2 separate regions of the Homo sapiens genome follow, and region 1 is linked to region 2. Evidence: chromatin loops called from intact Hi-C (ENCODE). Cell type or tissue: testis. All regions are shown on one strand. Each heading gives the region's core, and the rest is flanking DNA. Links, peaks and the distances in the headings are about the cores only.

Region 1 (15,175 bases), core at 2,486-10,485, 460 kb after region 2:
GTTATGGTCAATATTAAATGTGGAACTAAAAAATAAAGCACCTCCTAAAATATGTGGCACATTTTTGTGTTCAATAGATTATTTGCTCATTACTTCTCCCTTTAACAGGGTCTGAGAAATGAATGAATAAATGAATGAATGAATGAGGAGATGAATTAATGTTGTGCCATCCAGCCGGCTGTAGCCTGAGGTGCTGGGCCACTTCTGGTCTGGCTGTCCTCTCCTCCAGGCAGACCCACCCACCAGCCCACACCCCTCCATTCTGTTCCCAGCCACCCCGGGCCCACAGTTTACATGCTGAAATTCCCAGAAGCCAAGACTTCCAAACAAACCCCCCAAGTTTGGATTTATCAGCCATGCTATTAAAACAGTAATTTTCAGCTGCCTAATGTTTCCAACTTCTGCTCTAATCCAGCGGGTAAATATTTACAGAGCCTGACACCACTCCTAGGCCACTTGCTCTGCTGCCAAACATTCATTTCCCTTGTAGCTCCACTGGTTTGATATTTTTAGGAGCGGGGGAGGATGGAGGGACGTGTGTGTGTGCATGTGTGTGTGTCTCTGTGTGTGTGTGCACACATGCATGCCTGCATGTGTGTGTAAGGGGTGGGAGAGAGGCTGTCTTTCTCATGGTGAGTTCCTGGATGGGGAGAGACACAGGGTAACATAGTCCTTTATACTTCCTTCACCCTGATCTCCCCTACTGGGGGCAGAGGGGAATGGGTATGGTGCAGTGTGTACAGATCCTCAGGCATCCCCTTCCTTGGCCTCCCTCAACCCTTTCACCTTCCCACCACACACACAGTCACACATGCACACACACAGCTAGCCAGCACAAATCTCCATACAGGCTAACCATAGAGACAGCAGAGAAGCCTCGGGGAGCACATGCAGGCACTGGAGGCCTACAGACTTAGGGGCCTGCCTCAATTCTGCCATTTGCCAGATGGGTGGCCGTGACTATGTCCGTCCCCAACTCTGAGTCTGTTTCCTCATCTGTGAAATGCAGGTAAGAATGCCCAGCCCCATGGTGAGATAAGTTGGCGAGCACCAAGCACAGTTATGCTAGGTGCCCTGTAAAAAGTGCTCCCCTCTTGCCTCCTCACCCTTTAGAAAGAAGATAGGAAGCATGCCCTCCAACCCACCAATGCCCCGGTCCTGCTGGAGTGCTGATCACTTGTCAGAACTTCCATGCCCTTGCCTGTGCTCTTCCTTCTGTCTGAAATATTCCCTGAGCCCCGGGAAAGTTCTCAGCATCTTTTCTTAAGACTCAGAACACATGGCTACCTCCTCTGAGAAGTATTCCCTCATGGCCCTAAGAGAATCTCACTCTGTCTCTCTCTCTGTCTTTCTCTTTGATTAAGCATTCTTAGTGAATGAAGCCTGAGTCATATTCATCTCCATGGCCTCAGCATCTAGCACAGAACTAGACAAGGTACTCAAAGAATATTTGTTGTGCATGTGCATATTTGTTTAATATTTATGGATTGGTTGGAAGAGGGGAAGGAGCAAAGGATGGCTTTTAGCTTGAGCTATCTGAGACACTTTATCCCCCTCACAGGGAGAACAAAAGGAAGAGAGAATGGGACCAACATTTATGGAATGCTCCTTGCAGGCAGGGATCTTGTCTGTCTTGTTCCTGTTGCAACCCCAGCATTTAGAATGGTGTCATGACATTTAATGAGCTCCACTCTGTGCCAAGCAGTAAATACTTTACGTGGATTAACTTACTTAACCCTTATAACAGCCCTATGAGGTAGGTGCCTTATTGTAGAGATGGGGGTCACTGGAGCACAGAGAGGTTAAGTCATTCAACCAGGGTCACACAGATAAGAAAAGGCAGAACTGGATTTTGAACTCAGGCAGTCTGGCTTCAGAGCCTGCACTGTTACTACACTATCCTATCTCTCTTCGTAGATACTCGAGGAATATTTGTTGAATGAATAAATGAATGAATGTTTACCATGTGAATGGCTGTACATGGCACAGTTATATATATTTTTATAGACTCCTCACAGCAGCCTTTCCTTGCAGGGTAGGTGCAATCATCTCCATTGTTCAGATGAAGAAACTGAGGCTCAGAGATGTAAAGTAGCTTGTCCCGGGTCACACAGCTAGGAAGCAGCCAGGCCAGCTTGCCTCTGGTGTCCTGTCCGGCTGGAAGCCACAGGAAGAAATCCAAAGGGTGCTTTATTCTCATCCTTTAGTGCACAGAAGGGAGCAGGACTTCTGAACACAGAGGTTTCAGCACCCCAAGAGGCCAAGCTGGAAATGATCATAGATATCATCCATCCCACCCTTTCAGATTGAAGATGAGGAGCTGGGCCCAGAAAGATTAGTAGTTTGCCCAAGGCCATATAGCAACTAAGCCAGTATACCTGAGCCTGCACAGTGCCCCTCCTCTCCTCATCTCTCTCAGGTCTCCCCAGGCCACCCAGGGATCATAGTCCAGCTGGCCCGGCCATGAATCTATTTCCCCATGGGATTGGCTTCTGCTAGCTGGAAACTGAGAGGGGTGTAATGAGGAGGAAAGAGTCCAGCAGGGAGAAAATGGGTTGCTTCGGGGAAGAATTCCAAACAGATTGAGCTACAATGGAGCCCCTGTTATTAGTAGTTGTAGTATCATAAGGATGCCTGAAATGTTGGTGGCGATGATGGTGATGATGATAACGTTCACGGGAGGGGGATAAGGAGAATGAGGATTTGGCATCATGGCTTAGCAGGTTCCTCTCTTCCCCTCCTAGACCAGGATTTGCTCGACCCACTCTAAAGAAAGGACAGCCCAAGTAGGGCCACGCGGATGGCTGCGTAGGCTGAGCCCTGCTCAAGAGTGCCGGCTGCAGGTGACCAGTGGGAGCTAAAATTCAACCCCAGCTCCTTGCACCAACCCATGTACCTTGCCCAGAGGAAAAGATGGCTTTTTCTAATTGCACAGGTTCCATGTATGTTAGGAGTGGCCTTGAGATGAAGCACACAGGAGCATGTATTGGGGATGGGGCAGGGACCAAATGCCACAGGTCATCTTTCCTGGCCAGGCCAACATCCTGGAGCCAAACAGCTGTAACCCTGAATCTGTCCCATTACTTGCTCCCTTGTGATTTGACCTTGAACCAATCACTTTACCTCTCTGAGCCTCAGTTTCCTCATCTGGAGAATGGGGCAGTGTTCGGAGAGTTAAATCAGATAGACAACGTGTTGAACAGAGTCTGGCCCAGAACAGGTGATGAAAACAAAATGAATTCCCTCCTGCATCCCCTTCCCTCTTTCTCCAGGCACTAAATATTTGTTCTATTTTTGTTTGGGGCCCAAGCCCCTCCCAGGCCCCACCCTCACCTGCCTAGGTATCAGGGATTAGAAAACAAAAATTGGCCCTAGGACCTCCAGAGATCCAGAGCACCAATGAAGGACCTCTTAGGCAGTTTCTCCTGAGCATTTGTAGCCAAGACCTAAATATCTGGGCCAGTAATGCCCTGCCTGGCTGTCTGGGAGGCTCCCTTTGGGAATTAAGGAGGCTGCAAGATCCCTGGGTCTTTCCCCTGCCCATCTGCTCCCCCTCCCCAAGGCTGCTGAGAGGCTGAGGTGATGGATGGGGCTCTGACTTCCCCTCACCACTTCTTTGATGAGAAGAAAGAAAAGTCCACCTGAGTCTCAAATCAAAAACAGGTGAATTGCCTCTAAGTCAGGCTGGGCCCTCTCTGGGGTCTACAGGAAGGTTGGGGGCTGAGGGGAGAAAGGGAGAATGTGATAAATCACACTGTCAGGTGGGGGTGCTACCCTCCAGCTGCAACAAGGACCACTGGCAGCTCCAGAGCTGCCTCCTCCGAGGATGGGTGTGTGCCCAGAACAAGAGCTGGGGAACAGGCAATCATCCCTAACGACTCCCACCTCCCATCCTGCCCCCAGTTCTGTCATGCACACATACAACTTCCTTCACATCACCAATCCCCCAAAGCACGTGCCAGGTGGCAACACCACCTCACCTGCGTTCTTATATCCCCAGCATGCTCACAGCTGGGAGGCGCGAGCCTCGGGGCCTGGTCTCAGCTCGCCACCACCTTGCTGCATGTACCTGGGCAAGTCTTTGCCCCTCTCTGGACCGCAGTTTCCTGATTCATCCCACAAGGGGCTAAGTTCTTTTGGAAGCTAAGAGGTGAAAGGCAGGCAATGGCCCTTGGGTGTGTACCCTGGGGTAGAGCTGGAGGGTGGAGTGAGGACCACAGTGGTCCCATATATTGGTGTTTGACTTATCTCTGCCCCAGACCTCTTCCAGCACTGACATTCTACAATTCCAGGCACCAAGAGCTGCCCAGATCCTCAGAGTCAGGGAGCAACTATGCCAGACAGATTCCCCAACATGCTGACATCAGGGCCCACACCCAACCCCAGTCCCTCTTCCAGTGCAACTCACAGACACAGACAGACTCCTCTCTGTCACACCAGTGGCCCCTAGCATTTTAAAGGGGGCCATGGGGACAGAGGGTGAATCTGGGAGAAGCCATGCTCAGGCCTCCTGGGATTGACAGTCACCACTGAAAAATGAAAAAAATAGAGGACGGACTGGGAGAGTCCTCAGATATCTACCTCTCCATTGTCTTCAGGGGCAAACTGAAGCCCAGGGAGAGGATGGGAAAGGTCACACGGCCAGGGCCAGAGGTCAGAGCCGGAGCTGGGATCAGGCCCCAGGTCTCTGGATTCTCAATCTCCCTCCCCTCCAGAAAAGGCTGCACTTGCTAAGAGGACTGGAGGGTTTCTGACCCACAGCTGCCTCCACTCCCAGATTCCAGCAGCGCTGGATGTTCCCTCCCTCACTCCCTGTCTCAACCCGCAAAACCTGGGAGCGAGCCCACAGCCCTGGGAAGAGGCAGGGCCAAGGCCCACTCCACCCTAACATCCCGACTCCTCCAGGGAGAGGCCGCCCGAGCCAGGGCAGAGGGAAAGGAGAGGGAAAGCAGAAGAGAATGGAGAAGGGGGAAGGAGGAGGGGAGAGAAGAGAAGGGAGAAGAGAGGAGGACAAGGGGAGAGGAGCAGGAGGGGGGAGAGAGAAGCGGGGAGTGAAAGCTGAAAGCTGATAAGGAAGAAAGGAGGGGAAAGGTCCGAGGAGAGGAGATGGAACGTGGGCTCTGAGAAGGGAGAAGGCTGACCAGGCGGGGAGTGGAGGGAGGGCAGGTAGGAGAGATACACCCAAAAAAGGGACAAGCTGAAGACAAGAGCAAGGGAAAGGGGTGGGCAGAGGGGCAGGGAAGAGGGCTTCAGCCCAGGGGACTCCCCTCCCCACGTTTCACGGACCTCCCCCAGGGGCAGTGGGGGCGAATTGAAAATGAAACACCTCGTCCCCGGGCCCAGGGATGTGACCCTCGGCATAAGAGGATTAGGGAGGCTTCCAAGAGGAAATGGGGAGGGTGCCAGGAGTGGGGGAGCCGAATGCAAACTCCTGCTGCCCCCGCACCCCCCCCGCCAACGCCGGCAGAAAGTGCGCGCCTCCACGCCCATTGGAGCCATGGAGCGCCAGTGCCCCCTTGTGGCCATGGCCCTTGGCTCACCCGGCCGCAGCGGCGGTCTAGAAAACTGGGGGAAAGGGTGCACGGGGTGGACCTTTGGACACCTGAAGGGTACGAGTGCGACGAAAATCCAGGGGGTGGGTCAGTGACTTTGCTGGAGGCCTCCAAACCCTTCAAGCATCAGTAAAGACCTCAATAGTGAGCCTGGGCGTTTCTCGTTGGCCTCTCCCACCCTTGCAAGGGTGGCTCACAAGGCATGGGCTGGAGGCTCTAAGGCACAAAAAAACCAGCGCACATCCACGCCTCCGAATGCCACGCTCACCCCAGCGGCACAGTTTCCGTCCTTATCCTGGCCTCTGCCTCTCATCAGCCTCTGGGTGCCTCCCACTTCACTCCCAAGGGCCTGCTTCCCTAGGCCATAGCGCACAGCCTGTGTTTGTGTGTGCGTGTGTGTGTGCGGCGGAGTGTAGAGGTTCTTGTCCACAGTGAGGGGTGGAACTGAGCTGGATAAGACACTTACCGGGAAGAGTCAAGAACCCTGGGTTCCAACTTGCTTCCATGGCTGTCTTGCTGTGCAACTTTGAGCATGTCTTTGCCCTCTCTGGGCCTCAGGCTCCCCATCTGGAAGCAAAAGACTTGGCCTCAATGATTTCTAAGGGTCTATCCAGCCCTCTACACTCTATCTCTATCTCTAACACTCTAACTCTATCATTCCAAAAGAGAGAGCTTGAGGAAGAAACTAGTCCAACGCAAGGGAGAATTAGTAAGTACTCCATTGTCGTGTGGAGAAGGGGTTTGCAACTATAATCAGGTGGACATCCCACCCAGCCCTTGGCCCCAACTCCTCCTCCAGTGCCCTCAGCAATACTTCTGCCCCAGATCTGCACAGAGACGCCTGTGGGTTTCAAACTCAGGCCCGCTCAGTGGGACTGGGGTAACTTCTTCCACGCCAGAGGTCCAGGGCAAGAGGCCAGCCGCCCTCCTCAGTCCCTCACCATGACAGGGGGTGCAGAACTCCTTATGTGTCCATTCAAAGCCCAGAGCCCCAGAGTGGATGGAAAGTGCAAGGTCAGCAAGATCTCTTCTCTTCAGTGAGCCCAGCTCAAGGCAGGAGACTCAGCCTGGAAATGGAGAAACCTGAGCCTGGCTCAGCTCCCCCAGAGAGGAGGGGAGGGAGGGGAGGAAGCACAGGGAGGTGAAGGGCACCTCAAGGAGGCAGCCTGTCTCAGGCAGGAGATACCTTGCCCAGTGCTGAGAAAGCCATGAAGGAGAACGAAGCCCTGAAAGGTGTGGGGTGGAGGAGGCAGGGTCACCCAGCTAGGGAAATGAACCAGAAAGAAGGCAAAGAGTGTCTTTGGTTTGAGTCAGTTAGGTGCTTGAGTCTGTCAGTTATTTTTTCTCTGCCTCAATTTCCTCATCTGCAAAATGGGGGTAATAGTATTCACATCACTGAGCTGTTGTGAGGATTACATGAGTTAACATTTGTAAAAAGCACTTAGAACATTCCCTGGTACCTAGTCCGTAATTTTGTTTTATTTCTATTTTTAACCCCCAGGAAATCCCGTCCCAGAGCATACAGTCTGAGGAATCCTGGAATGCTCTAAGACCCTTATACTTAAAGACTTAAAAGAATTGATCAGGGCCGGGCACGGTGGCTCACGCCTGTAATGCCAGCACTTTGGGAGGCCGAGGCAGTTGGATTGCTTGGGGCCAGAGTTGGAGACCAGCCTGGGCAACATGGTGAAACCCTATCTCTACAAAAAATACAAAAAAATTAGCCGAGTGTGGTGGTGCATGCCTGTGGTCCCAGCTGCTCAGGAGGCTGAGGTGGGAGGATCACCTGGGCCCAGGAGGTGGAGGCTGCAGTGAGCTGTGATCACCCACTGCACTCCCGTCTGGGACAGGAGTGAGACCCTGTCAAAAAAAAAAAAAAAAAAGAGAGAAAGAAAAGAAAGAAAGAACAGCTGAGCGTGGTGGCTCATGCCTGTAATCCCAGCACTTTGGGAGGCCGAGGCGGGCGGATCACAAGGTCAGGAAATCAAGACCATCCTGGCTAACATGGTGAAACCCCGTTTCTACTAAAAATAGAAAAAATTAGCCGGGCATGGTGGCGGGCACCTGTGGTCCCAGCTACTCGGGAGGCTGAGTCAGGAGAATGGCATGAACCCGGGAGGCGGAGCTTGCAGTGAGCCGAGATAGCGCCACTGCACTCTAGCCTGGGCAACAGAGCAGACTCTGTCTCAAAAAAAAAAAAAAAGAAAGAAAAAAAGAAAAGAAAAGAAAGAAAGAGAGAGAGAAAGAAAAGAAAAGAAAGAATTGATCAGGTTCAAATTTCACTCCTCAGCTCCCTGCTACCCATTATGAATACAAATAGGTCAATCTAAGCTCACAGACTGAAAAAGACTTACCTAAGATCACACAGCAAATTGTGGCTCAGTTGAGGTTTCTTCACTGCCAGGCCTGAACCTCACTGTTTGTCCTTCCCTAGACTGGTGTCCTTTGGTATCTCTGCTTGCCAGCTCTGACCCTAAATCTTAGATGGGATCTCAGCAAGTGTCCCAGTGGCTGGACCACAGCTCTGAGACTGGGAGGCTCTCTTTCGGTTTGTTGAAGGTCCTGTCTGGCAGTTAGTTCATCTCTTCACTCCTGTGTCCCTTGGAACCAGTTTTTCCAGCTGAAAGGAACCTTGGAGGTCAGCTGGTCCCCAAGCTTCCCCTTTCATCTGCCATCTGCCATCACTAGAGACCTCCATCACCATCTTTTTCCATCTCTGTACCCTCTGACCCCCTCCTTCAAACTCCCTGCCCCTGACTCTGCCCCGTCCTGCAGGTCTTTAACTCCAAATAACCTAGACCCTCCCTGGCCTCTTGTCGTATTTCCCTGGGGGCCAGCTGTGTCTGGTTGAAGAGCTTGCTCAGCCTGGTGATTAACATCAAACAGGACAACCAGGGAAACAGAGTCATCAGTCCTATTCAGCTCAGCAGCCAGCTGGCCCTCCTGCCTTGCCACCACCCCACCAGGCTGGCCGCTATGCCAGGTTTTGCCTTTTCTCAGTTTCTGCTTGGAGCGGCCAAGCGTAACAAGCCCAACTGCCCTGCCCAGGAGAGGGTAGTGTCCAGAGACTCAGGCAGGACTCCAGGCCTACGGAGAAGGTGACCATGGGCCACCACCAGCAGGGCTGAGGAGGTGGAGGAGCTCTCTCATCCTTCCAGCACTGCCCCCTCCCTCCCTGCAGCCCAGCTTGGGCTGGGCTATTCCCTAGCGCCTGGGCTAGACCTGTTTCCAATGATTCACGTCTATGCATTCCCACCTCGCCCCTGGGAGCCAGCTCTGCACTCTTAATAGATCTTACGGTTAAGAAGTTTTTTCCTGCTACTCAGCGTTAGTGCTTAAAGTGCAGTTACACTCTGAAAATTGACCATAAAATGACACCATGGGGTCCACATTTATCCTCCAGTCACAATTCCAGACCAGCTTGGTTCAGTTTTCAGGTTGAAAAATGGCTTTTGGGGGCTTCAAACTCCACCCAAGTCCTAAATCTGCCTCAGTGCTTCCCCCTCAGTGGCGCCTCCCTCCCCCAGGCTGGGGGAGAGGCAGGCCCTTGGACTGCTGAGGTGGCGAGCCAGGCCCAGCTCAGCTTGGACCATTTCCTGCCACAGTTGGGTGGAGGTGGGGGCAGCTGTGGGAGTGTGAGGGACTTGGCCTGGACATAGGCAGAGATGGGCCCAGCCTACCCAAGCTCTGGGGCCTTGAATGAGCCCCCATGCTGTGAGGGACACTGGAATGAGTCCCCCTTCCATCCCTGCTCTCCTGGCAGGGCGAGGGCCAAGGCTGAGAGAGGGAGCTTCCTCAGCCCAGAATCTCTGCAGAGCCTCTGGGAGGCAGGGTGGGAAAGGGAGGGATACTGGAGGTCTTCAGATGCCCCCCCTGCCCATTATTATGCCTTGAGGCAGGGGCAACCCTCTGTTCAATCGCTCTTGTTTGCTCAGCAAATGTGGCAATTCTCTTATCTTGGGTGTGCTACTCCTCAACTGTTTGGCCAGTCAGTTTAGGGCTAAGGGCTGGATTCACACTTGCTCTGGCCTTGAGATCACCCCTGGTGCAAGTCAGAATAAGGAGGCACCTGGCAGTATAAATGTGGGGGCCACGGGCTTTAGGTCTGAGCGCTGTGAGCTGCTGGCTCCTCAGGTTATCGGCTGCCGCTGCCGCCAAGTGCCTACACTAAAGCACAGGCAGGTTACCTGTAGGAGGACCCTCCTTAGTGTTTTTCCCTCCTGTTTACTCGAACAAGGCCTGGTTATCTGGTTCCCAAGTCTACAGCAAATTAGAAGCAGTAAATCAGAAGGAGGGCAGAGGGGCTGCTGGAAGCAGGCACACTAAAAGTGTCAAGAAGTGAGAGCTGATGGCCTGACAGCAGGGGAGTAGGCAGCAAACTAGTAAAACACAAAACAACCCCAACCAGGTACAAGAGCTCAAAGAAGACAAACAAGCTGGGGCCATTTAGCCTAGCGGGGACACCCTGGGGGAGAGCGCCACAGCACAGTGCTGATAATGGTGGGCTATTAATGAGGAGGACCCCAAATCTTTAGAAAGAAGAGTCCAGGAAGATGAGGAAGATATTTCCTAAACACGTATGTCAAAAATGAGTGATCTTGGGCCGGGTGTGGTGGCTCATGCCTGTAATCCCAGAACTTTGGGAGACCGAGGCAGGCAGATCGCCTGAGGTTGGGAGTTCAAGACCAGCCTGACCAACATGGAGAAACCCCATCTCTACTAAAGATCCAGAATTTTCCAGGCAAGGTGGCACATGCCTGTAATCCCAGCTACTCAGGAGGCTGAGGCAGAAGAATCACTTGAACCCGGGAGGCAGAGGTTGCGTTGAGCTGAGATTGCACCATTGAACTCCAGCCTAGGCAACAAGAGCGAAACTCCGTCTCAAAGAAGAAAAAAGAGTGATTTTTTTCGGGGGGAGGGTTTTTTGAGGTGGGCACTCACTGGAATAAAATCTCAGCTTTCAGGCAAATTCTAAAGTCCAGAGTGCCTCATTCCTCAAACCCTCCCCACCCTACAGAGCTGAAGTCAGCTGGGTGACCCATTCCAAGAGCCAGTGCACAGAGAGGCATGCCTGCCTGCTTTGGAGCCAGTCCTGAGTTCAGCCCCAGCTCCACCGCTTGCTGTCCATGGGACTCTTGACAAGTCACGTTACCTCAGCTATTTCCTCTGTAAAATGTTGGCAAGAATACCTGCTTTGCATGGCTGGGAGGATTCAGTCAGTAAAATTAAAGCCCACATGTCCAGCCCCCAGTGCATAGTAGGGACTCACCTGGTGTTTTGTTTTTCTCCTTCGAGGAGGTCTCCTTCCAGAGGTCAGAAAATTGTGGCCCAGCCTGTCTTTCCCAGCCCTCCCTTGTGATAGGATCTCAGCGGGCAGCAGCACTGGGGCTTCTGCTCTTAGCCTTTTTGGCAGGGACAATGGAGCTCGGAGGTGATACTGGCTTTGGGTGGGGCTATCTGCTGGCATGTGCCAGAAGATGGGGGAGAAGGAGGAGGAATCAGGGCTGTGGGAGCCAGGGGTTAAGGCTGTGGGGAAGAGGTCAAGAAGCCCCTTTTGCTTCTTCCTCTTCCTCTGGTCTCCACAGCCTTCCCTTGCAAGAGCATCTCCTCTAGCCTTCATGATGCCAGTCAAGAGCACCTGGAACTCGGGCTGGGCATGGTAGCCCATGCCTGTAATCCTAGCAGTTTGGGAGGCCAAGGCGGGTGGATCACTTGAGGCCAGGAGTTTGAGACCAACCTGGCCAAGATGGTGAAACCCCGTCTCTACTAAAAATACAAAAATTAGCCGTGTGTGGTGGTGTGCACCTGTAGTCCCAGCTACTGGGGTGGCTGAGGCAAGAGAATCGCTTGAACCAGGGAGGCAGAGTTGCAGCGAGCCACTGCACTCCAGCCTGGGTGACGGAGCGGGATGCCGTCTCAAAAAAAAAAAAAAAAAAAGCACCTGGAACTCAAGCCAGGAATAGTGAAGAGGGGCCCACCTCCTGGGGGACAGGTGCCAACAAATGTCATGGGAAAAGTACCTGTGGCACAAGCTAAGCTGGCCAGTGGCAGCATGGACCAGGCATAACCAGTGTCTGAAGACAGGCGGGTACACCTGGCACCTGCTGGCTGGGACACCAGTATTCCAGAGACATGTGGAACACAGTCCCTCTGCTCAGAGGCAAGCTTCAAACTTTCCCTCATTGTCTTTGGTGAACACCCTCCCCGCCGTGCCATGTAGGTGGGGCCGCAAAAGACAGGAAGGCTCCTGCTTGGGGAGAATGAGGGAGTAGGAGACACCTGGATCTATCTCATTCAAGAGAGAAAAGTGACATTTGAAGGACAGTGAAAAGAGCACTAGATTAAGCCAGTCTCATCCCATACCCAGACTGGTGCCATCTTTTGAGTTTCAGTTTCCCCAAAGAGCTTGGGCTTTGGGGACAGACAGACCTACTTCCTCGATGACTCTGGGCAGGTCATTTCTCCTTCATAAGCCTCAGTTTCCTCTTCTACTTCATGGGATTGCTGAAGAGAACCTGTGATTAAAAGGACTGGCCTGGCACAGTGGCTCATGCCTGTAATCCCAGCACTTTGGGAGGCCGAGGGAGGTGGATCACAACGTCAAGAGATCAAGACCATCCTGGCCAACACGGTGAAACCCCGTCTTTACTAAAAATACAGAAAAATTACCTGGGCGTGGTGGCACGTGCCTGTAGTCCCAGCTACTCAGGAGGCTGAGGCAGGAGGATTGCTTGAACCCGGGAGGCGGAGATTGCAGTGAGCTGAGATCGCACTACTGCACTCCAGCCTGGTGACAGAATGAGATTCCATCTCAAAAAAAGAACAAACAACAACAACAAAAGGACTAAGCCTGGTGTCTGGGGAGTACATACTAAATGGTGTATGTCTACACACTCCACTCCTCCGAGCACTTTTCATGAATTGACTCCTTTACTCCTCACAGCAATGCTGTGGACTAGGAATTGCTATAATGCTCATTTTAAGGACGGGGACACTGAGGTTCTGAGGGTGTAAGTGACTTTCCCTATGTTGCATAGCTAAGAAGCCACAGAAGCAGGATTCAAACCCAGGCATCATGACTCTAAAGCTTTTACCAATTATGCCATAATGAGGATTTTTTAAGCAAATGGATGCAAAAGTGCTTTGTCAACTGTAGGCTGCTAAACTCATGTGAGGGGAGGGTTGTGTTATTTAAAAATCATATCGGCCAGGTGCAGTGGTTCACGCCTGTAATCCCAGCCCTTTGGGAGGTCAAGGCTGGTAGATCACTTGAGGTCAGGAGTCTGAGAGCAGCCTGGGCAGCATGGTGAAACCCAGACTCTACTAAAAATACAAACAAGAAAAAAATTAGCCCGGCATGGTGGCGGGTGCCTGTAGTTCCAGCTACTTGGGAAACTGAGGTGAGAGGATCACTTGAACCCAGGAGGTGGAGGTTGCAGTTAGTCAAGATCACTCCACTGCACTCCAGCCTGGGCAACAGAGTGAGACTCCGTCTCAGTGAAAAAATTAATTAATTAATTAAAATAAAAATCATATTATCAGCTAGTCCCTGGAGACACGGTGGGCACGAGACTGTAGAATGAAAGGTCCCCCAGCCCTGCAGGTCTGGGTGGTCCCTACCAGGCCTCTTGTTTCCCTGGCTTCCAACAACCCATGTTCCTCTTGGCCTTGGCCTTCATGTGTGGAGCTTCTCTGCTGGCACCTGTCCCCTGGGACCTAAGCCTGTGGAGGGTGGCTCAGCACCCTGCTGCTGCCAGGAAAGGGACATCAAAGTGGCAGCATGAGGGTGAGATGGCTGCCTGCTTTGTTTTTAGAGGCTGTGGGTTTCATGGCACACACACAAGCATGCAAGGAAGGGGAGACAGACTGGCTGGCAGGCAGGCAGGTCAAGGAGCTGGTGGGCTAGGGAGTGGCTGGGAGGAGCAGTGTGGAAGGATGAGGGTGACAGCAAAATGTGGCAAAGGCCCAGAGGGAGGGAGGGAAGAGGTGGTATTGGTGTGGGTGGCTGGGAGGGTGTGTTCATTATGTCACTGCTGCTGGGCTTCTGGAGGGAAGCCCTGGGGAATGCTGCACGCCTAGCAGCAGGCTGCTAGAGGGTTGTGGGCTGCCATCGGTTGGTATTTCCTTCCTTCCTTCCTTCCTTCCTTCCTTCCTTCCTTCCTTCCTTCCTTCCTTCCTTCATGCATGTATGCATTCATTTCTACATTCATCCGACAACTACTCATTGAACCATCAAGTATGGAATCGTGGGTTTAGCAAAAGAGCTCTGGAGTCAGACTGCCTGTGTTGAATTCTGGCTGTACTTTTTATTGGCTGTGTGACCTGGAGCGAGCTACTCACCCACTGTGCCTCAGTGTCTGAATCTGTAAAGTGGGTATAATAATAGTACTTACCTCAGAGGATGGTTGTGAGGATTCGATGGGTTATTCCATGTAAAATTCTTAGGACAACGCCTGGCACATAGTAAGTGCTCAATAAACATTTGTTAAGTATGTTCCTGCTTGCATGCATGCATACACACATACACACACACACACACACACACACACACACACACACACACACACAAACAAACACATATGCACAGCCTTCCAGACCTTGTGTCAGGCACTAGGAGCACTAGGATAACAAGACAGACACAGTCCCTGCTCTCATGGAGCTGACTTTTAATCTTGAACTGATGCTATAGTGAAGCCCTTCCTGTCATTTCTAGAATCCTCCTAAGCAGACAGAAGTGGAACAATGTTTAAACTGGCACTGCTGGGCCCAGAATGCAGCCTCTGTCCCTCTCTGCTATGCATTCCTCAGTGGGTACAGGCCAGGCCTGACAGTTCTGCACTTTGGAGACCTTTCTCCACAGTCCTGAAAGGAACTAGCCCATGAGCTCAGGCAAATGGTGTGACCAGAGTGGACCTCATCATTAGCTGACTTCTAGGATATTTCCTAGATGGAAGAAATTAGTTACCCAAGAAAGTGGACCAGGAAAGAAAATCAAAATCTCTCTCTCTCTCTCTCTCTCTCTCTCTCTCTCTCTGTCTCTGTCTCTCACTTGATGTTCTTGGGCTTTCTGGATTAGCCCACACTGGTAGGCATGTCACTAGTGTGCCTACACACACCTCTGCATAGATATATGTAAGAACATGTGTGGGCACAGATGGACCCAGAGTGCCTGAGGAAAAATGTCCATGTAAAATGAAAGAACGGAGCAGGTAGAGGGTTGAGCTGAAGCCTGGACACCAGACCAGTGTGATGGGATTCAGTAGGTATGGCCTCTAGGGCCCAGAGGAACCTTGCTACCCCACCCATAGTGGCCACTCTGCCCCAGCTGAGGCATGGCCTCAGAACATCAAAGTGTGTCCCAGAGAGCAAGAGTACCCAGGAAGGGAAGGGTAAAAAAGAGGCATTAGGACAGAAAAGATTCTGTGCCGAACAAATATGGGAAAAGCCCAGTTAAACCAATGTAAATAGTTTTTTGGTTTCTGGTTTTCTACTGCAGGACTTCTCAGAGCCTTCAGTAAGCTATTGTACAAGCAAATTACTGAGGATGTGTGTGTTTCTGTGTGTCACAGTCTATTGTGTCTCCCAGATGAATTTAACCACAAAAGTATTTCTTTGCAGAATGG
Region 2 (15,175 bases), core at 7,035-15,034:
AACTGATTTTCAACAAGTATGCTAAAACAATTCAATGGAGTAAGAAAAGTCTTTCCAACAAAGGTGCTGGGACATCTGTATTTCCACATGTAAAGAAATGAAGTTGGATCTCTACCTCACACTATATACAAACATTAACTCAAAATGGAACAAAGACCTAAATGTAAGAGCTAAAACTATAAAACTCTGAGAAGAAAATATAGGGGGAAATATGCATGACCTCATATTTGGCAATGGATTCTTATATATAATACCAAAGCATAAAAACAAAAAAGAAAATAGATAAATTCAACTTCATCAAAATTTAAAATTTTCATGCTTTAAAATGACACTATCAAACAAGTGAAAAACTCATACAACAGAAGAAAATATTTGCAAATAATATACCTGATAAGGAACTTGTATCCATAAAGTATTAAAAACACTTACAACTCAACAATTAAAAACTGAGTTAAAAATTAAAATAAATTAGAGTATTAAATTAATAATTCAGTAAAATATTTCATAGACGCTTCTCCAAGGAAGATATAAAAATGGCCAATAGGTACATGAAAACTTTCTAAATGTCATTATCAGGGAAATGCAAGTCAAATCCACAATGAGATACCAGTTCATACCCACTAGGATAACTACAATCAAAAAGATAGAAAATAACAAGTGTTGGGGGAGAATGTGGAGAAATTGGAACCCTCATACATTGCTGGTGGGAATGTGAAATGGTACATTCACTTTGCAAAGGAATTTACAGTTTCTCAAAAAGTTAAACATAGAATTGCCATATGACCTAGCAATTCTATTCCTAGGTGTATAACCATGAGAAATATAAACATATATGTCCACACAAAAAATTGTACATATACGTTCATAGCAGCATAATTGATAATAGACAAAAGGTGGAAGCAATCCAGATGTTCATCAAGTGATGAATTACTAAAAATTATATGGTCTATCAATGCAATGGAATATTATGTGGCAATAAAAAGGAACAAATTACTGACACATGCTCCTACATGGATGAACCTCAAAATGAGATGCTAAGTGAAATAAGCCTGTCACAAAAGACCACATAGTGTGTGTCTATATATATATAAAAATATATATATAAATATATATAAAAATATATATATAAATATATATAAAAATATATATATAAATATATATAAAAATATATATATAAATATATATAAAAATATATATATAAATATATATAAATATATATATAAATATAAATATATAAATATATATATATAAAATGTTCAGAATAGGCAAATCTATTGAGACAGAAAGTAGATTAATAGTTTCCAGAGGATAGGGAGAGAAAGGAATGGGAATGGTTGGTGACTGCTAATGGATAGGAGTTTTTTGGAGGAGGGTGAAAGATTCTGAAATTAGATAACAGTGATGTTTATACAACTATACGCATCTAAAAACTACTGACTTGTACACTTTTAAGGGGGCAGTCTGGGCACAGTGATTCACGCTTGTAATCTCAGCACTTTGGAAGGTCAAGGTGGGAGGTTCGCTTGAGCTTAGGAGTTCGAGACCAGCCTGGGCAACATGGCAAAACTCCATCTCTACAAAAAAAATTTTAAAAAATAAGCTAGGCATCAGCCTTCCTAGAGATCTAGACAGCCAAATACAAGAAGCTCAAAGAACACCTGGGAAATTTATCCCAAAAAGATCATTGCCCAGGAACATAGTCATCAGGTTGTCTAAAGTCAAGACAAAGGAAAAAATCTTAAGAGCTGTGGGGCAAAAGCATCAGGTAACCTATAATAGAAAACCGGCTGGGCACGGTGGTTCACACCTGTAATCCCAGCACTTCAGGAGGCTGAGGTGGGCAGATCATGAGGTCAGGAGTTTGAGACCAGCCTGGCCAATATGGTGACACCCCATCTCTACTAAAATACAAAATTTAGCCAGGCGTGGTGGTGCATGCCTGTAGTCCCACCTATTTGGGAGGCTGAGGCAGAAGAATCACTTGCACCCGGGAGGTGGAGGTTGCAGTGAGCCAAGATTCTACCATTGCACTCCAGCCAGGGTGACAGAGCGAGACTCTGGCAAAAAAAAAAAAAAAAAAGAAAAAAAAAGAAAAACCCAATCAGATTAACTGCAGATTTCTCAGCAGAAACACTACAAGCTAGAAGGCATTGGGGCCCCATCTTTAGCCTCCTTAAACAAAATAATTATCAGCCAATAATTTTGTATCCAGCAAAACTAAGCTTCATAAATGAAGGAAAGATGCAGTCTTTTTCAGACAAACAAATGCTGAGACAATTCACCACTACCAAACCAGCACTATAAGAACTGCTAAAAGGAGCCCTAAATCTTGAAACAAATCCTCGAAATACACCAAACCAGAACCTCCTTAAAGTATAAATTGAACAGGACCTGTAAAACAAAAACACAATGAAAAAAATAAAAACAAGTTATTCAGGCAACAAATAGCCAATGAATAGAATAGTACCTTACATCTCAATACCAACGTTGAATGTAAATGACCTAAATGATCTACTTAAAAGACAGGGACTGGCAGAATGAATAAGAATTCACCAACCAAGTATCTGCTGTCTTCAAGAGATTCACCTGACACATAAGGACTCACAAAAACTTAAGGTAAAAGGGTGGAAAAAGATATTCTATGCAAATGGACAGCAAAAGTAAGCAGTGGTAGCTATTCTCATGTCAGAGAAAACAAACTTTAAAGCAACAGCAGTTAAAAAAGACAAAGAGTGACACTATATAATGATAAAAGGACTTGTCCAATAGGAAAATATCATAATCCTAAATATATATGCACCTAACACTGGAGCTCCCAAATTTATAAAACAATTACTACTAGGCCTAAGTAATGAAATAGGCAGTAACACAATAATAGCGGGGGACTTTAATATTCCACTGACAGCACTAGACAGGTCATTAAGACAGAAAGTTAACAAAGAAACAATGGACTTAAACTACACCCTACAACAAATGGACTTAACAGCTATTTACAGAACACTCTACACAACAACTGCAGAATATACATTCTATTCATCAGCACATGGAACATTCTCCAAGATAAACCATATGATAGGCCACAAAACAAGTCTCAATAAATTTAAGAAAATTGAAATTATATCAAGTATTCTCTCAGACCACAGTGGAATAAAATTGGAAATCAACTCCAAAAGGAACCTTCAAAACCATGAAAATACATGGAAATTAAATAACCTGCTCCTGAATTATCATTTGGTCAAAAATGAAATCAAGATAGAAATGAAAAAAATATATAAACTGAAAGATAATAGTGACACAACCTATCAAAACCTCTAGGATATAGTGAAGACAGTGCTAAGAGGAAAGTTCATAGCATTAAATGCCTACATCAAAAAGTCTGAAAGAGCACAAACAGACAATCTAAGGTCACACCTCAAGGAACTAGAGAAACAAGAACAAACCAAACCCAAACCTAGCAGAAGACAAGAAATAACAAAGATCAGAGCAGAACTAAATAAAATTGAAACAAGAAAACTCCAAAACATAAATGAAACAAAAAGCTGATTCTTTGAAAAGATAAATGAAATTGATAGCCCATTAGTGAGATTAACCAAGAAAAGAAGAGAGAAGATACAAATAAGCTCAATTAGAAATGACACAGGAGATACTACAATCGATACCACAGAAATACAAAAGATCATTCAAGGTTACTATGAACACCTTTATGTGCATACACTAGAAAACCTAGAGGAGATGGATACATTCCTGAAAATATACAACCCTCCTAGATTAAACCAGGAAGAAATACAATAGCAGACCAATAACAAGCAGCGAGACTGAAATGGTAATTTGAAAAATTGCCAACAAAAAAAGGTCCAGGACCAGACAGATTCACAGCTGAATTCTATGAGACATTCAAAGAAGAACTGGTACCAAGCCTATTGACACTATTCCAAAAGATAGAGAAAGAAGAAATCCTCTCTAAATCATTCTATGAAGCCAGTATCACCCTGATACCAAAACCAGGGAAGGACATAACAAAAAAAGAAAACTACAGACCAATATCCCTGATGAACATAGATGTAAAAATCCTCAATAAAATACTAGCTAACCTAATCCAACAGCATATCACGAACATAATGTACCATGATCAAGTGTGTTTCAGACCAAAGATGCAGGAATGGTTTAACATATGCAAGTCAATAAATGTGATACATCACATAAACAGAATTAAAAATAAAAGTCACATAATCATCTCAATAGATGCAGAAAAAGCATCTGACAAAATCCAGCATCACTTTATGATAGAAACCCTCAGGAAAATCAGCATAGAAGGGACGTAACTTAAGATAATAAAAGCCATCTACCACAAACCCACAGCCAACATTATATTGAATGGGGAAAAGTTGAAAGCATTCCTCCTGAGAACTGGAACAAGACAAGGATGCTCACTCTCACCACTTCTATTCAACATAGTACTGGAAGTCCTAGCCCGAGCATTCAGACAAGATAAAGAAATAAAGGGCATCTAAATCAGTAAAGAGGAAGTCAAACTGTCTCTCTTTGCTGATAATATGATGGTTTACCTAGAAAAACCTAAAGACTCCTCCAAAAAGCTCCCAGAACTGACAATGAATTCAGCAAAGTTTCAGGATACAAAATTAATGTTTACAAATCAGCAGCTCTGCTATACACCAACAGCGATCAAGCTGAGAATAAAATCAGGAACCCAATCCCTTTTACAATAGCTGTAAAAAATATATATATTTAGGAATATACCTAACCAAGGAGATGAAGGACCTCTATAAGGAAAACTACAAAACACGGCTGAAAGAAATCATAGCTGACACAAACAAATGATAACACATCCCGTGCTCATAGATGGGTAGAATCAATATTGTGAAAATGACCATAATGCCAAAAGTAATCTACAAGTTCAATGCAATTCCCATCAAATACCACCATCATTCTTCACAGAACTAGAAAAAAGAATACTAAAATTTATATGGAACCAAAAAAGAGTCCACATAGCCAAAGCAAGACTAAGCAAAAAGAACAAATATGGAGGCATCACATTACCTGACTTTAAACTATACTATAAGGCCATAGCCACCAAAACAGCATGGTACTGGTATAAAAAAGGCACTTAGACCAATGGAACAAAATAGAGAACCCAAAAACAAAGTCAAATACTTAGAGCCAACTGAAGTTCGACAAAGCAAACAAAAATATAAAGTAGGGAAAGGATACCCTATTCAAGAAATAGTGCTGGGATAATTGGCAAGCCACATGTAGAAGAATGAAACTGGATCCTCATCTCTCACCTTATACAAAAATCAACTCAAGATGGATCAAAGACTTAAATCTAAGACCTAAAACCATAAAAATTCTAGAAGATAGCATTGGAAAAACCCTTCTAGACATTGGCTTAGGCAAAGACTTCATGACCAAGAACCCAAAAGCAAATGCAACAAAAACAAAGATAAATAGATGGGACTTAATTAAACTAAAAGGCTTCCACACAGTAAAATAAATAATCATCAGAGTAAACAGACAACCCACAGAGTGGGAGAAAATTTTCACAAACTAGGCATCCGACAAAGGACTAATATCCAGAATCTACTAGGAGCTCAAACAAATCAGCAAGAAAAAACAAACAACCCCACGAAAAAGTGGGCTAAGGACGTGAAGAGACAATTCTCAAAAGAAGGTATACAAATGGCCAACAAACATATGAAAAAATGCTCAACATCACTAATAATCAGGGAAATACAAATCAAACCCACAATGCAATGCAATACCACCTTACTCCTGCGAGAATGGCCATAATCAAAAAATAAAAAAATAAGAGATGTTGGCTTGGACGCAGTGAACAGGGAACACTTTTACACTGCTGGTGGGAATGTAAACTAGTACAGACACTATGGAAAACAGTGTGAAGGTTCCTTAAACAACTAAAAGTATAACTACCATTTAATCCAGCAATCCCACTACTGGGTATCTATCCAGAGGAAAAGAAGCCATTATATGAAAAAGACTCTTACACATGCATGTTTACAGTGGCACAATTCACAATTGCAAAAATATGGAGCCAGCCTAAATGCCCACCAACCAACGAGTGGATAAAGAAAATGTGATATATATATCACATTGTATATATATATATACATACACCATGGAATGCTACTTAGCCATAAGAAGGAACAAAATAATGGCATTCACAGCAACCTGGATGGAGTTGGAGACCATTATTCTAAGTGAAGTAACTCAGGAATAGAAAAACAAACATCGTATGTTCTCACTCATAAGTGTGAGCTAAGCTATCAGGATGCAAAGGCCTAACAATGATAGGACTTTGGGAACTCAGGGAAAGGGTGGGAGTGGGCTGAGGTATAAAGGACTAAACATTGGGTACAGTGTACACTGTTTGGGTGATGGGCGCACCAAAATCTCAGAAATCACCGTTAAAGTTATTAAACTTTTTCATGTAACCAAACACCACCTGTTCCCCAAAAACCTATTGAAATAAAAAAATATGGGAACAACAGACACTGGGGTCTACTAGAGGTGGGGAGAAAGGGAGGGGGGCAAGGGCTGAAAAGCTACCTGTAGGGTACTGCGCTCACTACTTGTGATGGGTTCAATCATACCCCAAACCGCAGTATCATGCACTATTCCTTTGTAACAAACCTACACATATACCCCTTGATTCTAAAATGAAAGAGAAAAGAAAAACAAAAGGACAATGTGGTATCAGTACAAAGACAGAAAAATAGAGCAAGGGAATAGAATAGAGTCCAGAAACAGACCCACACATATATGAATAACTGATTTTTTACATTATCAATATTCCTTGCAAGATGAGACTATAAAATACATCTTGGTCACTCTGTCTTGTGCCAGCTACCATGTCATGAGTAACTCTTGGGAGATCCCCATGTGGCAAGGTACTGAGGTCTCTTCCCAACAACCATGTGAGTGGGCTTGGAATCCCCTAGCCTCACTCAAGCCTTCCGATGGCTCCATCCTCAGCCAAGTTTGACCAAAACCTCGTGAGAGAGTTGGAACCAGAACCTCTCAGCAAAGCCACTACTAAATTCCTGCTCCTCAGAAACTGTGTGACATAATAAATGTTTGCTGTTTTAAAGCAAAAAAAAAAAAAAAAAAAAAAAAAAAAAAAAAAAAAAGCTAGACATGGTGGTGCACACCTGTAGTTCCAGCTGCTCAGGAGGCTGGGGTGGGAGGATCACTTGAACCCAGGAGATGAAGGCTGCAGTGAACTGTGATCACTCCACTGCATGCTAGCTTGAGTGACAGAGCTAAGACTCTGTCTCCAAAAAGGGGGCAAATTTTATGGTATATAAATTACATTGCAATAAAACTGTTATAAAGTAACAAACAGGCTGGGTGCAATGGCTCATGCCTGTAATCCCAGCATTTTGGGAGGCCGAGGCAGGTGGATAACCTGAGGTCAGGAGTTCGAGACCAGCCTGGCCAACATGGTGAAACCCCATCTCTACTGCAAATACAAAAATTAGCCAGGCTTGGTGGTACGCGCCTGTAACCCCAGCTACTCGGGAGTCTGAGGCAGGAGAATTGCTTGAACACGGGAGGCGGAGGTTGCAGTGAGCTGAGATTGTGCCACTGCATTCCAGCCTGGGCTACAGAGCAAGACTCCATCTCAAAAAAATTAAAAATAAAAAATAAAAAAACCCACCACCAAAACCAAAAATGAACAATCTGAAAAACAGTAACATAATAAAAATAATGGCCGGGTGCGGTGGCTCACGCCTGTAATCCCAGCTCTTTGGGAAGCCAAGGCAGGCGGATCACCCGAGATCGGGAGTTTGAGACCAGCCTGACCAACATGGAGAAAACCTGTCTCTACTAAAAATACAAAATTAGCCAGGAGAGAAGCATGCCTGTAATCCCAGCTACTCAGGAGGCTGAGGCAGGAGAATCACTTGAACCCAGGAGGCAGAGGTTGCAGTGAGCTGAGATGGCACCACTGCACTCCAGCCTAGGCGATAGAGGGAGACTCCATCTAAAATAATAATAATAATAATAGTAGTAGTAGTAGTAATAATAATAATAATAATAATAATAATAATAATAATAATTTGGGCTCTAGACCTCAGAAAGTTCCAAGAAAAATGAACATTCTTAATATGTAAGTTGTTCTTACAAGTTAATTTTAAAAATCACAAAAGCAAAGGAGACAAATACCCAAAGATGAGACTAGACACAAATGGCTAATAAATATGTGAAGAGATCAAAAAGACAGCGAATAAGGGCTATGACCTCCATGTCGCTTGCTATATAAATGTCTCACTCATTTAACCCTCACACCATCCTATGAAGTAGGCTCTCAGCTTCTTGCAGGGAATGCCGCAGACTACTCAGGACTGTGTATCACCTTGTCCCACTCATGGTTCTCTCCTGACCTGCAGTGGTGGAGTGTGCCCCCACAATGCCCATCTGGGCACCATTGACTCCAGTGGCCTGACTTAATCCAAGGGGTCACTGAAGGTATCAAGAGAATTCACTGGACTGCACACTTTCAGGCAAGACTCCTGGAAACATTATTTCCAGAAGTGGGAGTTTTGCTATATGCTAGGTGGCAGCACCTGAGCCCATCTTCCCTAATGAGCTCCTGGAGTGCAAATATTCTGTGTGGCAGGCTACATGCAATATGTGCACACCCATCAGGCTTAGCAATTGGCCGGGCTGATAGGGAAGTTGTCAGCTGCTGATGGAAGCTGAGTTGCCCAGCGAGGGCACGCACACCCCTATGAGGAAGACCACTGTGCTCATGCCCAGCAGTGGACCCTGGAAGGCCCTGCTGGCAGGGCTGAGATTTCCTGCAGGAAGCTGTTCTGTACTACACCAACTGGAGGAAAAATGGGTAATCACAGTCACAGACTCCTGGACCTTATTGCCTAGCTGTAGCAATTTCAGCCTGGACATTTTTAAAAGCAGGTGTTACCAATCATCCCCTTTGGACATAAAACCCCGTAATAAAGTGTCCACGGAAAGTCCATCCTGAAACCTGCAAGCTCGGGTCCTTGCAGAATAGGCTTGGGAACCTGACTGGGCTGCCTGCTTTTCAGGGTTATTAACTCCAAGCCAGGGCCTCATTAAAACACGAATGGTAGGAGCAGGCAAGGGAAGGAGAGGAGGGTTGGAACACCTCAGACCCCCACAGTGGGCTCTTTTCCTTACTAGCCAGAGCTGACTCTTCACACCAACGACTACTAAGAACTGAGTGACTGAAAGAGAGTCTCAGGTGAGTGGCTTCCATGGGGAGGGGAGAAGGTAAGGGCGACCTGCCTCAGTTTCCTCCAAGATCACCAGGTTGGAGAGAGACAAAATGTCTCAGGGAGCCATGGACAAGAGTGAGGGTGGGGTTGGTGAGCCCTCTACTCAAACGTGCTTGTTGGTTTGGGATTGGTGGCTAACTGGAAATGGCATGTGGTGAGGGGAAGTGACTTGAGTGTCTCTCTCATCTCTTTAAGTCTCAGGTCCTGGAACCTGCCAGGGTCAGGGGAGGCCCAGCAGTGTTTGTGAACTGGACTCACCTATGCTTATTCCTGGGAGAGACTGGCAGGATCTCTGTTGGAATCTCCCTCTTCGGTCCTGGATTCTTGACTTTTTCACGCATCTGATGTCTGTAGGAGTGTCCTAATTAGCTATAGCCTCTGTGTGTGACAGGATCTGGGAGACTGCTCATCTGGCCTGGGCAATCTGTCCTTCTGTCAAATGGTGAAACCAGAGAAGACTTTCCCTGAGATGAGGAGAGGGGAGCAGGAGGAAGGATGCAGAGCTAGTCCCTCCATGTTCCATGGAGCATACAAGTCTTTGCTGTGGCCAACACCATTCCTTGACATCAGGGGCTGAGCTGCAGTCATCTCCGTGTCCCTCCCAGGAATAAAGGCTGTGTCTGGCATGTGGCTGATGTAGATATTTGTGGCTTGGAGCCAGAGAGACCTGCATAAAACTTTGGGTTCTGTTGCTTACTGGATGGGAGACACTATTTAAGTCACTTGGCTTCTGAGTGCACCAGTTTCCTCGTCTGTATATAGAATGAGTTTCTTATGAGAAAATGGATACAAACAATCTGGAATGTAGTAGGTGCTCAATAAATAGTGGCTGTCACTACCACTACCGCTGCCATCATCACCATCACCATTAGCATCTGTGGAGTGCCTCCTGTATGCCCATCCTTATGCTTGGCCTTGATGCATAAAGATAAAGGAGAAGCAGTCAGTGGTTTCTGCCCCAGGTTAGTATCTAGTGAGACAGCTAAGATGTACACAAATAATGAAAATCCAAGTGGAGATCTCGGGCAGTACAGTCAGAATATGGAGCTCAAAGAGAGGAACAGTCCCTGTGGGCTAGGGCCTTCCAGGAAGGCTGTCCAGAGGAGGTGGGTGCTCAGGCAGGCCTGAATAGATTAACTTCCAGTGTCTGGAGGGAGGATAGGGAGAAACGAGGGCGTTCCTGGCTTAGCTCAGCCCAGGCCAGCACCGGAAGCTGGCCGTGTCCCGGTCTTCTGTTCGGCTGCTGGGGGCGAGGCTCAGTGCTGGTTCAGCTTTAGGGATGCAAATACTTAGCTGGCCATCAGAGGTCGACAGAGTTTGAGAAATAGGCAGGCTACTAGGGAGCGGAAAAGATTGCTTGGGGACTCCACCACTTTGATTCAATAACCTGTCTCTTTTCCTCACCTCTTTTACTGCCTCTTTTCCTCACCTCTAAGATCACACCCTCTCCCTCCCTGGTCTTTGGAGCCCTAATTCCTTCAGGCACTAAGTTAGTGCAGAAGCTCCCAAACTTCCTGTATTCTGCACCTCTGCCAGGGACACCGATCCCAGGAGGAAAGTTCCCTCCCTCTCCACACCCCACCCTTCCCAGTTAAGGCAGGGGCTGCCGCAGGCTCTGCTTTGTGTCCTGGAGAAAGGCTGTGGAAGAAAAACAAGCCAGGCCAGGGAGATTGATGTTCCTCTGAGGGGCTGGCTTCCTGGCGAGGAAGATGCTGAGTGGTTTGTCAATCGAGGTTTGTCAGGGCCTCAGCCTCACCCCAACACTTCTTTGGGCAGCCCTGGAGAGGAGGATGTCTGGTGGGGGTGGGGCGGGGAAGGCTTGGTTGAGAGACTAAAGGCTTAGAGACTGGGCCCTTACCAGGACCTTCCTCATTGAAGGTGGGAAGGAAGGTCTCTAAACCAAGATAGACTAAATTGTGAGTGGGGAGGGGAGGTGTCAGACATCCTGGCTGGGTTGGCTGAGGGGCAGCTGGAGGGTGGTGGGCCTGGGTGCCATATATCTGCCAGTGGTTATCTGGCCAGCTGGGTCCAGCCCCTATTCTGTCCTCGGGATGCCCCAAGAGGCTCGTGGTCTCTCTCCTGGTAGGCCTGGGGTTATCAGCCAAGAAAGCCCAGAACCTGACCCTTTAACCTCCATGGTTGGGTGGGAGGCAGGATGCTAGCTCGGAGTCCAGAGAGGGCTCAGAGCTAGGGGGCTGGAGCACTGAGGAAGCAGCTTGTCCTTCCCTCTGCTCCTCGGTTGCCCAAATGCACTCTCGGCTTGGGGTGTTCCTCCATAGGAACTTTATTCCCGGTGTTTGTGGGGCCTGACGTGTCTAGTGTGTTCACTCGGGAACCAGGAGGAGGACCTGGCAAAGATGCATCCCATCGCCCTCCCCCAGGCCCACTGGCCCTCTGAGATGAGGAGCTAGGCTGGGGTCAGTGACAGATGAGGACAGGTGCTGCTCCCTTCCCTCGAATTCCTGTGCCCCTGACAGTGATGAATGGCCCAGCCTAGCCTTGCACATTCTCCAGGTAACCAGAGCAAGAGAGCAACAGGCTTACCCTTACCTAGGCTGCCTCCTGCTGGGCTGGAGAGCAGAGGACAGGGGCACTACTGGAGGAAACTGAGCCTAGATCAGTGAAACCCAGCAGGGCAGGGGTTTCTGAAGATGAGGCCTCTGAGGGCCCAGGGTCCCAGCTGCCCTTCAGAGGCTTGTCCACCTGTTATGCACACCAAGCCATGCTCTGGCTCTCAGATGCCCTATTTCAGGCTCTTACAGGGACAGGGGGGCAGGTCATTTGCCTGCATGGAGCTTGAGGCTTTGGGACAGATGTCTAGGAGTCCAGGGTAGGGGTAAGGGGTATGAGGAGGAGATAAAGAGAGAAGGAGGGAGGGGGACCAGACCCATCTGAGGGAGAGAGGGGCTCCTCCCATCCCTAGTGCCATTCTGCCATCAACCTGACACAGGCTAGCATCTGGCAAATCAAGATGATCTCAGTGCAAATACCCATAAACCAGGCATGCAGCTGGGGCAGGGACAGGGAAGGGCTGGGGAGAGAGTCTGGCTGAACCTTTGGCCTTTGGGACGACCCCCTTCTTCCCCAGCCACCGGGAACTCTCGTGGGTGCAGTGAAAACAGACTTCCAGATCTTACCCGCCTGAGGCTAGATCTCACCTAGCCCTGGGGTATGATGCAGCCACGTGGGGAAAGGAGGAAGAGTGGGAAGTCTCAGGTCCCACCCCAGGCTTGCCCAGAGACTGACCTACAGATAGGGTGAATTGGAAAAAAGCAAAGTATTCATTGAAGAGAAAGGGCAACCCAAGATCAGCATAGACCCCAGCTGGTCTCAGCTAGGAGGCAAGTGTGGGCAGAGGGAAGGACAGCAGAGAAGGGGGTGGTGGGAATAAGCTGGCTGAGCAAAAGAGCACTTTGCAGACTGAGGTTGGTGGAGCAGAGGATGCAGCCAGATTGAGCCTGGAGCCTTAGTTTTCTCATCTCTAAAACAGGTCTATCAATATCAACCTCAGGGATGTTGTGAAGATTAAACAAACATAATAGAGCACCAGGTGAAAGCACCCAGCCACACTGCCTGGCATACAGTAGGTGTTTAATAAATGGTAGCTCTCCCTCTCCTTGTAGGGAATAGGTGCCAGTGTATGTGAGATGTGCAGGTACAGGTAGTAGGTCTTCTAGGAGGAAAATAGGAGGCATGGGGCAGGCTAGAGATGACTGCAGACAAGAGAGAGGGTTGCTAGCCCCACTGGGTTGTCCCAGTTGGCAATGCCTTGGACCTCAAGTTAGGATCCTTGCTCCCTGACTCTTCAGTCTGCTTTTCTAACTGTTAGCTCTGGCTGGGCCTGCTGGCTTTCCCAGGCCCACACCTTGGCACACACTCCTTTCCACAGCCTTGGTATATCAGTGTGGCCTAGTTTACATCCTGACTTTTCCACTTCCTGGCTGGGTGGCCTTAGGTGAGTTATTTCACCTCTCTGTGTCTCAGAGTGCAAGGCAGGCAGGGAGAAGTCAAGGACAAGGGCCACAGAAATAGAAAGGTGTGTGCATGTTCATACACATGTGTAGATGATAGTGAACATGAGAAACTCTGGGGGCTAGATTTTAAATTCCACGAGGACAGTACCCGGTCCTGCCACCTTCTGCTGAATAAATGGATAGGTGAGAAAGAATGAGAGTTTGTGTGCATATATGTACAAGTGTGTGAGAATATGAGAGGAGATAAAAAATGTGCATGTGCCACACAAAGCATGTGTGAACAGGTGAGAACGTGTGTGACTGGGGATGAGAGTGTCTCTGTGGGAGGCTCTGCAGAAGAGTAAGAGTTTCCATTTAGTAAGTACCACAGTGGGCCAGGCATGATACTAAGCCCTTCACATGCATTGTCTCATTCACCCGTCACCACGGCTCTGTGAATGAGGGACGACCTCTAGGTTACAGACAAGTAACTGAGGCACACAGAGGTGAACTGACTTGCCCAAGGAGACACAGTTCATAAGCAGGGAACTCTGTGGCTCTGAAGTTTATACCTCCCTGCTGCTCATGGGTGTGGGAAGCTGAGCTCAGAAGGAGCAGCTCTGCTCTCCCAGGGCTGCACGATGCCCGAGGCTTCCTGCAGCTGCCAGATGTTCTCCTGCATCTCTGGGTCCAGGATCCCCCACATACAGGTATCAGTGTTTGGTGTTCCTTGTGGGCAGGGCTTGTTGGAGCTGCTCTTTGTGTCAACAGGGATGGCCCCGCTCAGAGGTCAGCACAGAGGCACTGCTCAGGAAATGCTGGTGGACTTGAAACCTGATAGTTGTGTGTGTGTGTGTGTGTGTGAGCACGTGCGTGGATGTGTTTGTAATGACACAGTAACCTGGGAGAAATGGGTGGGGAGTGACTGCCAATGGTATAGGGAGGGCTTGGATGAGAGGGCCCCCATTGCTCACAGATCCTGACTTCCTCTCAGGCTCCCTTGGGAGTAATTTTTCCCTACCTCGGGGGCCTGAATCATTACATCTGAGGCCCCGCCAGGGTGGGTCAGGAGGTGGGAACCTGGAATCACTGGCCTAGCCATGGCAGGGAGTAGGCTCAGCTCTGCTCCTGAGGCCCCTGTAGCTGGTGTGGGCAGGTTGAGGCAGAAAGGCTGTGCTGTGAGCAGGGATAAGTAGCATGTGGAGCAGGTCTGGACATAAAGAGTCTTCTTCTCATTTCCTCTGCCACCCTGCCCACCGGGATTAGGTGCTGGCACACTCAGGAACTGCTTGTCTTCCCATGTTTCCCAAGACTGGCCGCATAGCCTCATCTCCCCATCCCCCACCTGGCCTTGGGCTCTCCTCCTGTGGGGCACCGGGCATGCTGGCTGTGGGGAGGAAGAATCAAGGCTGGCTCTAGGGTTGGCAGTGGTGGTCTTAGATGAGAAGAACTCTGGGCTATGGCCAGGAATATAGATGAACTTTCCAGGCCTGGCAACCTCTTGAAGGACAGTGAGGGAAGAGTCCTGGCCAGCCCCAGGCTGCTGCTGTCCATGCACGACCCAGCCTTAACCAGGAATGAACCAAAGAAGCAAAGAAGCAAGGATTGGCTGGGAATTTGAGCCAGTATGGTACAGGGGAATGGCCACAGGCTTTGGAGACAGATGTCCCAGGAGTCAAATCCTGCTTTCACCACTGATCAGCTTGGTGATCTCAGATGAGTCACTTCTCTCTGAGCCTTACTTTCCCCTGTAGGTAAAATGGGGATACTGAAACTCATTTCAAAAGGTTATGAAAGGAAAAGCATCTAACTTGGTTCTTGACAATAGTAGGCACTCAGTAAGCAGCAGGCTGCTTTCTGTATTCAGGTTTTGATGTCCTAGCATGCACTCCAGGGATCCCAGTCTCCCAGCTAGACTACTGG

Evidence for each region. Peaks named below come from ENCODE experiments on the same cell type or tissue, not always from the same donor. Only the 100,000 strongest peaks of a DNase experiment are listed, where the experiment ranks them.
Region 1: it touches region 2 in a loop (9-fold over the local background); 99 of 110 quality-filtered maps call a loop at or near these places.

What each region holds. Positions count from the first base shown.
Region 1 is chrX:69,280,656-69,295,830 of GRCh38, forward strand. No RefSeq gene overlaps it. Among named protein-coding and RNA genes, the nearest start is that of LINC00269, 110 kb to the left of the region's middle. RefSeq lists a silencer at 1-35 and enhancers at 5,343-6,324, 9,312-10,203, 12,812-13,312, 13,313-13,813. In testis, for the core only: a CTCF peak has its summit at 5,518 (motif pointing left); DNase peaks (open chromatin) are centred at 4,846 and 5,496; H3K4me3 peaks cover 844 bases.
Region 2 is chrX:68,812,243-68,827,417 of GRCh38, forward strand. No RefSeq gene overlaps it. Among named protein-coding and RNA genes, the nearest start is that of EFNB1, 9.2 kb to the right of the region's middle. RefSeq lists enhancers at 10,899-11,399, 11,400-11,900. In testis, for the core only: a CTCF peak has its summit at 10,613 (motif pointing right); a DNase peak (open chromatin) is centred at 10,559.